Regions from separate parts of the Homo sapiens genome. Here all the other regions are linked to region 3. A link is a contact called in ENCODE Hi-C or POLR2A ChIA-PET data. All regions are on one chromosome and are shown on one strand. The core of a region is the stretch at or near the end of the contact, and the rest is flanking DNA. Distances in the headings are between cores, read along the strand shown.

The links. Hi-C counts contacts between places; a loop is a spot of excess contacts on that map. ChIA-PET counts read pairs that join two places held with the same protein, here RNA polymerase II (POLR2A). Pooled maps may share reads with other maps.
Region 1: a pooled map shows a loop between it and region 3 (2.1-fold over the local background). The contact joins two enhancer-like sites. A Hi-C loop is called at or near these places in 16 of 168 maps with a recorded cell type or tissue (IMR-90, MCF 10A, PC-3 and 13 more) and 18 of 50 pooled maps. POLR2A ChIA-PET finds 5 or more read pairs at or near these places in 2 of 52 experiments (WTC11 and activated CD4-positive, alpha-beta T cell).
Region 2: a loop to region 3 is called in a pooled map, with 2.1 times the contacts of the local background. The contact joins two enhancer-like sites. A Hi-C loop is called at or near these places in 2 of 50 pooled maps. POLR2A ChIA-PET finds 5 or more read pairs at or near these places in 3 of 52 experiments (HEK293, OCI-LY7 and activated T-cell).

Annotation. Positions count from the first base shown.
Region 1 is chr12:67,665,179-67,669,749 of GRCh38, forward strand. It overlaps DYRK2 (dual specificity tyrosine phosphorylation regulated kinase 2), which reads left to right. Exons shown (of 3, transcript NM_006482.3): 3 at 1-228. Among named protein-coding and RNA genes, the nearest start is that of DYRK2, 19 kb to the left of the region's middle. Within about 2 kb of position 2,718, at least 9 of the 41 ENCODE cell types and tissues checked have a DNase peak (open chromatin) inside an H3K27ac peak, as active enhancers do; they include gastrocnemius medialis and heart right ventricle, where a contact is called at or near this core.
Region 2 is chr12:67,591,895-67,596,012 of GRCh38, forward strand. No RefSeq gene overlaps it. Among named protein-coding and RNA genes, the nearest start is that of LINC02442, 4.0 kb to the left of the region's middle. RefSeq lists an enhancer at 970-1,059. Within about 2 kb of position 1,322, at least 8 of the 41 ENCODE cell types and tissues checked have a DNase peak (open chromatin) inside an H3K27ac peak, as active enhancers do.
Region 3 is chr12:67,826,132-67,830,150 of GRCh38, forward strand. No RefSeq gene overlaps it. Among named protein-coding and RNA genes, the nearest start is that of LINC02421, 99 kb to the left of the region's middle. RefSeq lists an enhancer at 1,603-2,802. Within about 2 kb of position 2,105, at least 15 of the 41 ENCODE cell types and tissues checked have a DNase peak (open chromatin) inside an H3K27ac peak, as active enhancers do; they include gastrocnemius medialis and heart right ventricle, where a contact is called at or near this core.

The sequences.
Region 1 (4,571 bases), core at 1,468-3,967, 160 kb before region 3:
TTGCTTTTTATCCCAATTTATCTCCCCTCCTAAGTTTGAGGAGTTTTATATATTAAGGCTATTTCTTCATTTGTAAAAATGAAGTATGCTATTTGCAAAGCAAAAGCCCATGAAAAGCCCCAAATCATTTAAGTAAAGCTTACTGAATTGTTTTCAATTGTTTTGGGAGAAATGTAACTAATTATAAGCAATTTATGTGGACCAGCAGCAAATAAATGTATGAGTACATTTGGGCGAATTTGTCATCTTTTTATCTGAAGAGGAATACCCTACTTAATTTCCCTTGTCTGTAAAATTGAGTTTATCAGAATTTTGGCTAGGGTAGCTTTAAATATATATATAGAAAATGCAGATGGCATTTATTTGTCAAATATTTATTAAATAAGCCTCCTACAGCCCAGAATCTTGTAGGCACTAGGGATATATAATGCTGAACAAAACACACAGTGCCTTTTTCAGGGAGTTTTTAGACTGGTTGGGAAGGCAGACATTACATGGGTAATTATATGAACAAATACATATTTTATACAACAAATACTTTGCATAGTTGCAAAGTAGTAAGTGCTGTGAAGAAAAAGCATGTTGTGCTGAGTGTGTGTGCAATGTTGTATGGATCAAAGATGGCTTCCCCAGGAAACAAATAGCTTTTGAGCTGAGGAACAAAGAGCATGAATAGAGACCCTGTAGCTAGCTAGAGGAAATAAGGTGAACAACTGAAGGCAGGGCCACTTGGCCAGAGCCCAGAGAATGAGAGAATTTGGTGTGAAACGAAAGTGATGAGGTGAACCAGAACATGCCAAGCCCTGTAGGTGCTATTAAGGATTTTGGTCCTTACCCTATAAGTAAGGAAGCCACCAAGAGATTTTTGAGGAGGAAATGCCATGAGCAGATTGGCTCTTCCTGGCTGTCTTTATAGGAAAGTACTGAGAAGGGTAAGAGTAGATGAAGGAAGCCCAACTGGAAGTGTTTGCAAGATATGGCAGACTGGCCCACAGGATGGGGATGGACATTTAAAGAAAATGGATTTGAGGGCTCATAAGGATACAGAAAAACAGATGCTCTCTGATTTACAATAGGTCAACTTAAAATGTTTTGAGTTTGTGATGGGTTTATCTGGTATTGAATGCACTTTCAGTTTACAACATTTTCAACTTCGGATGGGTTTATCAGGAAGTAGCCCTTTCATAAGTCCAGGCCCATCTGCATTAAGGTAGAAATAACAGTGATGTCTCTTTGTGTCTGAAAAGTTGTTGTTGCTATTTGTGTCTGGTTTGCTACATTGCATCAAAAGGAATCACAGTATCTTACTTGTTTAAGAAAAGAAAGGGTTGCAAATTAATGCCTTTGGTTACAAAGTATGAAGCACTGGTATACTATCTTTTGCTGAAGATTTGAAGCCTTTGAGTAGAATCTTGTTTATTCATTCATTCAAATTCTTTTCAGGAAATTTTAAATTTTAAAAAGATTATAAAAATGGGGTGGGGGGATTTTACATATTAAGTTTTTATATTAAGACTAAAATGAATGAAGGGAAGAAGGGAGGGAGGGGGAGAGGGAGGCAACTAGATTCGTGAGAAAGAAAAACAGACTAGGAGGTCAGCAAAGGCTGCTGTGGCCTAGTGGCTGAATGTGGTGTTCTGAAGGAGGAAGGAGCTCAAGAGCAAGCAAGGCAAACTCCCTCTCCCCCTCCCTGCCTTTCTTCTTCCCTTCCTTTCATAGAAATTAAACTTTTACTCTCTAAGATGGTATATTTGGATTTGGCATATTTGAGTTTACCAAAACAAAAAAAAAATTATAAAAAGTGAAAGAGGAGGAGAAGGAGGAGATCAATCCCTGCCTTTGAGGACATTATGTTTAATTAGGAAGACAAGATTGGACAGAAAATATTAAGTTTAGAACATTGAAAGATGAAATTCAGAATAAGTGCAGGTCATTTGTGTTGCTCTTGGATAATAATAGCTTTCAGAAGGTGGGTCTCCAGCCAGGACTTGATGGAATTCAGATTGAGAGAGAGAAAAAGGATATTCTAGGAGAAGCAAATTGCTTTAACTGAGGGATGTCATGAATCATTCATTCGTATGTCATCCAGTATTTACTGAGCACCTACGTGTATAATTTTTGGCATAATGCAAAGGATGGGCAAAGAGACTGGGTTTGTGGCAGTGTGAAGAAGGGAGAATAATTTCTTCGGAAGGTAGGCCTTGTCCTGTGGTTTTTCTCAAATGTGCCATGTTGTTGTAGCCACAACACATGTGCTGTCTCTGTCTAGAGTGCATTTGCCAATCTCTGCCTCATCCTGTGAGATTCAGCCCAGACCAGATGTCACTGCCCCTACAAAGTCCTCTTTAAGCTGAGGTTGAGCAAGATCACCCTTACCAAAAGGTAACACTGGCAATCTCTCTGCTAACTGCAAGGTGAGTAGAACTGAGTTGAGAAGGCAGCAGAATCCTCTCCCCTGTTTCCCTCCATCCTTCCCATTGGGCACACACTGGCAAAAAAAAAAAAAAGAAAAGAAAAACAAAAAGCAAGTGATGTATGAAGATACCATGTTAGTAAGGGAGGTACTTGTTAACCAGACAATCATAAAATGTTTATAGTTTGTAAGCAGTGCCCAGCATGAGAAGAAGCAGCTAGATTCGTGAGAAAGAATAACAGACTGGGAAGTCAGCAAAGGCCGCTCTGGCATAGTGGCGTGGATGTGGTGTTCTGAAGGAGGAAGGAGCTGAAGAGCAGGCCAGAGCACGGGGTGGAGGCTTGCCAAGTCTGGAGTTTGGTGAGCCAGGGGAAAGCTCGTGCAGGATAAGGAGGGACAGAAATGCAATGCCGGACCTTGGAGAAGGCCACACAGACCATTTGGAGGAGCTGGGAATTTATTCTGATTACACCAGGAAGCCATTGATGCATGTACAATAAATTAAAAAAAAAACAAAAAAAAAATCATTCTGGTTTCCTATGGAGAAAAACTGGAGGGGAGCCATATGGAGATGGTGCCACTCTATGAGACAGAGGACTTCTAACCATCTGGGAGGAGTTGAGAGAGATCATTTGATGGAAGAATGGTCCTCCACCAGAAGTTCTGTTTAAGAAGTGAAGTGAGGTGGGGATAAGGCTACGCAGGATTCTGAGGATACCATTTGTGTTGCTATTTTTGTAATTGAAATAATGTAGGCTGAAAAAAAGTGTTTTTACAGCGTGACTACGTAAAAATTACAGATGCAATGTAATTAATCTATAAAGGACATTTAAAACCAGTAAGAAAAATGCTAATATTCCAGTGGAAAAAAGAGACAATAATACCTTCAAAAAATTTACATGAGCAACATAAATGGACCAAAAAAATTATAAATTATAAATCAAAGTAATAAAAATTAAAGCCATGAGTTTATTTTTAACCCACAAAATATCAACAATTAATTAAACAACCATTTTTATTGCTAGCAAGGGTGTGGAGTGATATAAAGCACTCGTTTGATGCTGCTGGGGCATAATTAGCAGAGCCTTTCTGGAGGGCACTTGGTAATCTGTACCAAGAGCTTTAGAAATGCTCATTCATTTTTACCTGTTGATTCTACTTCCAGAAATTGGTATCAGAATCCATGATGTAAACAAAGAGTTATGTACAAGAATAATCATATCTACTAGCACAAACTTAGAAAAAAACCTTGTATCTATTAACAGAGGTTTGCTTAATAAATTATATCAATTATGAACAACATGTTTACAGTGTAATATTAAAGAAAAAAAGGGGGGCACACAAGTGAATGTCCTCCCTACCAAAGCAGGCAAAGGCAGAGGCAGAGATGGCATTGGGAAAAGAATTAGAAAGAAATACAGCAAAGTATTAACAGGTAGCTGATACTAATTTTAATTTTCTTATATATTTTTCATCAGTTTTCACAATAACCATATTTTAAAAATATATTTAAAAACTCAATACATTATTATAAAGAAAAACATTTGTAAGGAATGAATAAAACCAAAAGAAAACTGCTATGGACTAAGTAAACAGAGCACTTTAATAATAGGGAGGAAATTTGCTTCCTGGCCTATTGAACCATGTGAACCAGTTCCTACATTTGCCAGGTACTTTCTCACTTCTGGTTTCCACCAACTTGGAATATGGCCCTCTCCTTGGCCTGGCTCACTCCTGCTGTCCCCATGTCTCAAGTAGCTGTGCTTCCTCCCTCTGCCCTGCCTGTCTCCCTCACTCAGCCTTCATCAGATGAACTGAGAGGATCCTGCCATCTCCCATGTTCATCTCAGTGACTACTTTCTAGACCTTAGAATTGAGTGGTCAGGCTGGTTTAATTATCACACTTTGGGTTCCTTGAGGGCCAGGGACTGTCTTTCTTGCTGACATAAAGGGACGATCCCCAGGGACTGACATAAAGTTTGGGACAAAACAGGGCCTCAGTAAAAGTTTGTGAGTGAGTAAATTGCTTGGGGAGGGTGGTTCAAGAGAGATGTGCACAAAGGAAGGCATCTTTGAGATGGCTTTGAGAAGGAGTTTTGGAGAGAGTGCAGGAAATGGAACGTATTACCCAGTGCCTGGAGGCTGGTGGTGAGGAAAT
Region 2 (4,118 bases), core at 72-2,571, 240 kb before region 3:
GTGCAGTGGCTTATGTCTGTAATCCCAGCATTTTGAGAGGCTGAGGTGGGAGGATCACTGTAGTTCAAGACCAGCCTGGGCAACAAGGTGAGACTCTGTCTCTATAAAAATAAAAATTAAAAAAATTAACTGAGCATGGTTGCTCATGCCTCTAGTCCTAGCTGCTTGAAAGGCTGAGATGGGAGAATCGCTTGAGCCCAGGAGTTTGAGATTATAGTGAGCTATGATTGCACCACTGCACTCCAGCCTGGGTAACAGAATGATGAAAACCCATCTCTTAAAAAAAATGAAAGAAGGAAGGAAGAGAGAGAGAGAAAGAAAGGAAGGAAGGGAGAAAAGAAAGAAAGAAAGAGAGAGAGAGAAAGAAGGAAAAGAAAGAAAGAAAGAAAAAGAAAGACCAAGCAAGCAGGGAGGGAGGGAGGAAGAAAGGAAGGAGAAAAGAGAAAAGGAAGGAAGGAGAGAGAGAAAGAAAGAAGAAAGGAAAGAAAGAAAGAGAGAAAGAAAAGAAAAAGAGAAAAAGAAAGGAAGGAAGGAAGGAAGGAAGGAAGGAAGGAAGGAAGGACGGAAAGGGAAAAGAGAAAAGGAAGGAAGGGGAAAAAAGAAAAGAAAGAAAAGGAAGGAAGGAAGGCAACAACAACAACAAAAACAGATTTCAAATGAAAAGTGAGTACGACAGGATACTGAGAGTATGAGCAAGATAACAAATTATTAAAGGATAGTTAAGAAAGGTAAATTAAATTTTTGATACAATATTCTAACTTAAATCATTCTAATGAATTTAATTCTCAATAAATATACTTCATAAAATCCATCAGGTAAGATGATCTTTGGCAAAGAAAAACTAGGATCCTTCTGAGTGGTGCACTGGAGCCAGCTAAATTGGTCATGGTAGGAGTATTTATACCATGGAAACTGGCCAACACACAAATCAGTTTTGGTTTTGCTTTTGTTTTCCCCAAGAGTGCCTGTTGTTAAACATTTGTCAGCACACTATTGAACCCTCCTTGAGTGAAGCAACTAGGAATCATTGAAAACATCCACAATTTAATTTCTTCCAGAGACACCAAACTATTTCTATGCCTCCTCCCAATCCCCTCAAGTCCTAAAACCTATTTCATTGTCGAGATTATCAGCACATCAAAACATGTATTGTAAGTCACATCATTACATTTGCAAGGAGATAAAGAAATTAAAAAGCATAAGCATAAAGACAGGTCCTATGACTCTTGTTGCCCAGCCCTGGTGAAGACTAAGAAGCTGATAACTAGTGACAACTCTCCATTTTAACAGCCTGTTTCCCACAGGTGAAAGGGACCCATCATAGGCCTGCAGTGATTCTGATGACTCACAGGAAAGCAGTCCAGCTTGTTTGGCCAGTTCTTGGGTTATTGGACAGTCATGAATAGCTTTGGAGCTACTAAAGTCTCCTCTGGTGCCCTGAAGCTTCATTACTTCCATGAAATTCAGAGAGAGGTATTTATTTTACTGTTACCACTTTGGTATCATTTTATGGTTTCTCTTTCCAGAAACTTCTGTGCCAGAGCCAAAGTAATGGGACTGGATCTGTCTTTTTTTTTTTTTTTTAAGTGTTCATGATCATGCAACAGATACACCCACAACCAGTGAGTTTCAAAGCCAAAGGAAAACAACAGGCCTTTGATTAGGCTGTACCTACTCCAGTGCAGGAGGGCACCGCAGCAGCTGGGGGAGCCTGGCTTCACCACCTCTTTTCATTCTCCAGAGATGGGTGGAAAACAGTGTGTGGGTTGGAATTAAGGAATTGGGTTGACTAGCCCAAGGCTGGTTGGGAGCCTGCAGTTCAGAGAGAGATTATTGCTTTATTGGCTCTGGTAAAAAAAAAAAAAAAAAAAAAAAAAATGTGACCATCTTACATCATCTCAGCAGGACTGAAAATTTCACATGATTATCAAAGTGCATGAAATGCTAGACAGATCATTGAATGTGAGTGGAAAGGGAAAGGAGGGGTTGGTGGAGCAGAGGTAGATGCCCACTTTCTCACCAAAAAGAGCATCAGGACCTACTAATGGGTGCAGGAAAGTGAGTCAGATCTGGCCTTAAGGAAGTATCCTGAGTACCCACCAGTGCTCAGTTTCCTTATTGATATATCACTAGATACCAGCTACCATGACTTCTCTGCTCCTTTCCTGTCAATGACCACCCAGCTGAACCCTGCTCAGAAAAACTCTCCTTGCTTCAAGAGGGATTGTGTGGGCTTAGCTCAGGTTCATGGAAACACCCTGCTTGTTTCTTTCCTGTGGAGTGGATGGTGAAAGGAGTTGTTAGCACCAGTCAGCTTTTTCTTATCAAGTAACTTCATTATTTCTAGGGCAGCCACATACCCTTGTTTGTCCCAGACAGAGGGGTTTCTGGGACGCAAGACTTTTACTGCTAAAATCAGGAAAGTTCCTGGCAAACGGGGATGAGAAGTCACCCTAATTGTCACAGTATCTGATGAGGTGCCAAATGAGTAAGGGACAGTCAACACTGATGAAGGTTGGAATTGGTAGCTGGGAGTTTTGTACAATGCTGTGTATTTTACAATGCACTTTCACACACACTATCTCATTTTAATCTTATAACAAATTAAAGAGGGCAGAGGAGGTATTACTATTGCTTCATGTTGATGAAAAAATTGAGCCACAAAGATTAAGTGACTAGCTCAATGACACAGAGCTGGTTAGTAGCACAAAATTCGGGTGTTGCTTCCAACTCTCTGTGGAGTGAGATAGGAAGCAATTGATAGCTGGAGTCTGTGTTCTTTCTGCTGTACCATGTTGTCTCTCCAGTTATAGGGAGAATGGAATTCCTTTTTCTCTCATCACTTGCCTTTGTTTTTTCTTGTTATGATGCTCTGTTGTAGAGTGACAATCTTGCAGTGAAGAATAATTCAATGGAAATTCATAGCTTTGTCCCCAACCACCAACAACCAGGAAGCACAAATGCTCAGACATTAGCTGTGACTTCTACCCAAAGGCAAGGTAAAATGTCATTGCCAAGGATTACATTCAAATGACCTCTAATGTGGTTTTCTGATGGAGGGAAGAACTGAAGACAACACTAGTTCATCAGAAAATGCTGAGTGGAGAATTGCAGAGGTAGGGAGAAGAGAGAGCTGTGCATCTTAAGGCAAGATGACAGGCTCAGAAGTCAACAGCCTCAAGCAGAAGCATGCAGGGTTCTGGGATGAGAAACATGACTCAGCATTTATCCTTTCCTATAAAACATAGCAGCGTGTTAAGGCTGCATTTGAAATTTTACACTAAGGCCAGTGATAATATCTAAATTACGGTCATGACATGCATAACTTGATATCAGGTAGACTAGAAATTCTTCCTAAAATTAGAGAAGTTACAACCAAACCCAAACCTATCATTTCTGTATCCAATGACAGTCACAAAAGTATGAATATCTATGAGGAATTATAATGAATCTAAAATTTCTCTGGCCAGTCCTATTTCTTTTAGAATGTCAAGCAGCATTTGATTTATGATAATGGCTCAGATTTTCAAGATTAAATTCATGTTGGTATACTGTCTTTTAAAGCATGAAAACCCATTTGCTACAGAATGATATAATCATAATCTGCACTATAAATGAAAAGGCTTTATGTTGGCAAAACAAACATCTCTGAGATGCAGTAGAGCGATATGGTATACTGGTATGTACGGCGTGAAGAAAAGAGCTAGGGTTTTGCAATCAGCAGATTCAAGTTGAAATTCCAGTTGTGTTAGTGTGTGATGTTGGATGTTAAGTCTCAATTTTTTCATCTGTAAAATGTAAATCTTGTAGATTTGTTGTACTCTTAGATTTGTGGCCTCATAGATTTGCCTCCTCAGCTTCCTCTGTCTTGTTGCTTCTGTGGACAGCACATGGAACAGGGAACACAAGAAGGTTTCAAAAGATTTAAAATCATGGTTTTTAACATGTCTAAGATGTTATATGGTAAACTCCTTCCACCCATCAGCACTATCTCTCCTATACCAGGAGTAAGCCATAATATTTGTTTTACAAACTGCAATACTTAAATGCTTTTGGAGCAATTGAAATGCTTAAAAAATAGAAAAAACATCTCCAGTTCACCTTATCAAAAGCTGCAA
Region 3 (4,019 bases), core at 855-3,354:
GGTTTTAACTTTTATATTTTCTGGTTTTCTACATAAAAGTACTCTTGTATAGTCTTATTATGTTTCTAGACATAACAACTATTTCAATTCTGCTTAACAGAGATTTCTAGCCAATAAAGGGTGCCAGACATGAGTCTGGTCCCAGGGAATCGCTGTGGATTAAGACTCAGTCTCTGGTCTGGAGGAGTTTACCCCAGAACCCTCTGTCCATTTTTAAACACTTCCCGTCTGGGGCCAAGATTCCTCTATCTCCAGTCACCTTGCATGCTGACTGGCTGCATAACAACTATTTTAAACTTAGTCTTTGGAAGGAGTTTAACCTTCATTTAGTAGAAGGAGATAATACTTTGTTTTCCTCTGGCTTTGATATGTATCTTCCATAGTTAGAATTCCTATTAATGTTTTAGGTTCTGCTTCGCCAGAGTGAAAACAAGGGCCTGTCTTCAAGCAGGTTAAGACCTAATGATACACTAAGTGTTTAAAAGAATTCTTTTCTTTAAAACCTCTCAAAAATGAAGCAAAGTGAGGGCTGGGAAACAACAGGCACACAAGGGACTTGATAATGATCTTGAAATTTGTGAAGGGTTATTGTACAAATGAGGATTCAGAAGCAGTGATATTTTTCAACTGATAGTCCAACAAATAGTAAGTAAAACATTAAAAACAAAAAGTAAAAGGCCTTTTATTTCAGCAGAATTCCAGAATTTGTAAAATTATAAGGCTCAGGAAATTTGAAAGATGCTGATACCTAAAGGAAGCTGAGACACAACTTTAAAAAATATTTCACTATGTGCATACAGCTTTCTGGAGAAACGGAACCGACCCATTTCTGAGGTCCCTCTATGGCAGCCTGTGCAAGGCACACAAACACCCCAAGATATTTTCTTATGGCCTGTATTTTATAAAAGAGAAAACAGAGACTCAAAGATATTAACTTGTCCAAAGTCATGCAACTAGTGAGTGGCAGAATAGGAATTCAAACCCAGCTTTGACTCCAGAGCCTGCACTCTTCCCATTAGATCATTCTACATCCTTTTTTGGGATGGTTTAGTTGCCAACTGGGGATAAAATAAATGGTCTTTTGAAATTCTTTCCATTGCCTGGATTCTATTCTCCCTTATTTGATCCCAATATTGGCCTTAACACTGTTTAGCAATTTGTTATACTGAGAACATGGGTTAGGAAACAATACAATTTGATGAGTTTAATGTAAATTGTTTTCAAACTTAAGTTCTCACTCTTACTAGGTCACAAAATCTCAGTGAGAAGGCACCTCAGAGTTCATCCGGTACAAGTCAAGTCCAGTGTGTAATTCAATCTGTCTTTCTCCTGTCTTTCAGCAAATATTTAGTAGCACTATGCGTTAAGCAGTGTATATACAGCAGTGAGTAACACAGACCAGCCCCTGCTATCATGAAGCCTTTTCCTTGTTGCCGCTGCTCTCTTCTGCATTTTATAGCTGCTCATTCGGTGGAGTAGGATAGACTCTAGCTAATAAAGGAAAGAGAAAAGGCCAAACCATTTCAAAGACTCTCTTTTACATAGCTTATTAAGAACCCCCTGTTGAATGGTTGACATCTAAGGCAGTAATTGGGTACATAAAATTCGATCTTAGTGCTTTGCCCTTAGTCTGTGGTCTTATTAGCGAGTTTAAATGCATTTTCCCCATGTGGCTTAAAGATTGTTAAAGATCTAGAAATACTTTTTGACTCGTCTGAGCAGACAGGAAGACAGATGGACTTAGAGAGTAATGGTTGGCAAGAACATGCTGTTAGTAGCTTGATTTGAAGGTGGTTCTGAGAAGGATCTTAGAGATTTCAGTGGGTGTCTGAGACAGGATTTACTTAGAAAGGGAAAAAGAAAGTGACTGTAGAGACAGCCCAGGGAGTATGACATCACTGCAGGAGCAGAGTGGGAAGGCCGGGAAGAATAGTGTGAAATAACACCTACCAAAACATACGCCAGAAGACAGGCAAAGCCCCCATGCAAGAATGCCACTTGTTGCCTAAAGCACCCTGTGCATTTTGTTACTTTGCCTCCGTGTAGATCTGTCTTATTTTGTCTTGTGTGTGGTTAGTGATACACTGATCTCTCTCCCTCCGTAAGAATGAAAGTGAGTCAGAGCAGGGAACCGTGGCTTAGTCATCTTGGAATACCCCAGTACCTTGCTCACTGTCTCTTAGACAGAGTGGGCGGCCCAATAGGATAGAGGATCTAGAACTTTTTGATTGGGTAAAAGGCCTATACTTAGCAATAGTTTTTGAATAATAAATGAAGTTAGGGAGAAAAAAGCAGAAACGTGTCCTGTTCCAAGCAAGCTTGGAGGGAAGAAAATAGAGCAGTTCAGAGTTGTTTTTATTCTTTCAGAAGTCACTAGCTAAAATTAAAGAGCATCAAAAGATGAAAGCAGGGGGCCATTTGCCTTGTTTTATCATAAGCAAAATCCTGATTTGTGGGGTTCGTTGCATATCCTGCTTCCCTAGGCCTACCCAGCCTGGAGTTAAAAACAGTAACCAAACAGAATTTGCTTTAGTTTGCCCCCAGTTTCCCCTACAAGAATTTCAGTTACCTTTGAATCTCTCCCTAATTGTTCTGGGAAGTCCAGGAGTTACTTCACTTGTATTCTCATCTTGGCCACCATCTGCCAGGAGCCACTTTCTTCTTCTCTGCTCAGCAGCTGAGAGGTTGCCAAGAAGCCAACAAGAGGCTTCTGATAAGTGTATGCAGGCATTAGGCATCCATTTTCAGTGTGCATTAAAGCCCACTGTTCTCCCACCCTCCATTGCAGATGTAGGCCCATATGATGACTTCTCAGTCCATCATTTCTTTCTGTACTACAGCATGCTCCAGTTCTTCTTGGTGAAAGACAGTATTGTTAGGTGGTCAAGAGTGTGGATTTTAAATTCAGAGAGATGTACATAGAATCCTGGATCTGCCATGTTTGAGCTATGTGTCCACAGGCAAGTTACACATCCCTTTTAAGCCTTAATTGGAGAAAATAATGACCATATCATTGGATCACTGTGATGATTGGATTAGATAATGTATGCAAAATGTTTACTAATTAGAAGAGCTCAATAAATGTTAATTATTTGTATTACTGCCATGAGTTACCTAGGTTACACAAAAGCACTTCTTTGTGCTCTCAATATCTAAAGATTTTTTGTAAAAACAGCTCTTAAAATTTAAAAAAAAATTTGTTTATGGAAATGAGGTCTTATATTACTCAGGCTGGTCACAAAGTCCTGGCCTCAAGTGATCCTCCTGCCTTGACCTCCCAAAGTGCTAGGATTACAGGTGTGAGCCCTCCAAGGAAACCAAATGGGGAATGATCTGAATGATAATGTTATTACCCAAATGATCCTCTCCTCCAACCCTATCCCACTGTCTTCAAATGTATTCCCCTCAAATCTGTTCTTATAATGAGCTATTTCCTAGTGAGATCTTGAGTACTTCATGCCAACAGAGCTCTGAAGGGTCCCCTACAGTGAATCTCCAGATGGGGCCAGGCATGTTTGAATGGTAGTATGAACACAGCTAAGATCTTTAACATCTAGGGAAAAATTTGGCAATAGCTAGATGGTAGGTGAAAATGTTAAGGAGGTAATGTAAAATAAGAAAAAAGGAAGAGAAATTCAAGTCCCCCAGGAAAGCAAGCCAAGACTCCATCATAGAGCATACTTTCTGGAAGTCAAAGGTTATCTTTTAATTTACATTTTCCCGCAGAAAATTAGTACATACAAGCAAAAAACCAAACAAATATGGCTTTACTGCATTCTGAGTAATATTCTTCAAAAAAATGCTGGCAGAAAAGCTGGGACGTGTTTTATGCCTTGGTCGGAAATGCGCATCATGATTCACCAGACACAATTCAATTCACTTTGAAATTATCCCCTCTTTTATGCCCTTCAATGGGAGAAAAAAATGAATCTACTCAGTAATGAATGCACAGTCCATTATAGTTATTGTGTTCTTCTTGAAAAAAAAAATAACATGACAGCTTTATTCACTCCATGTGG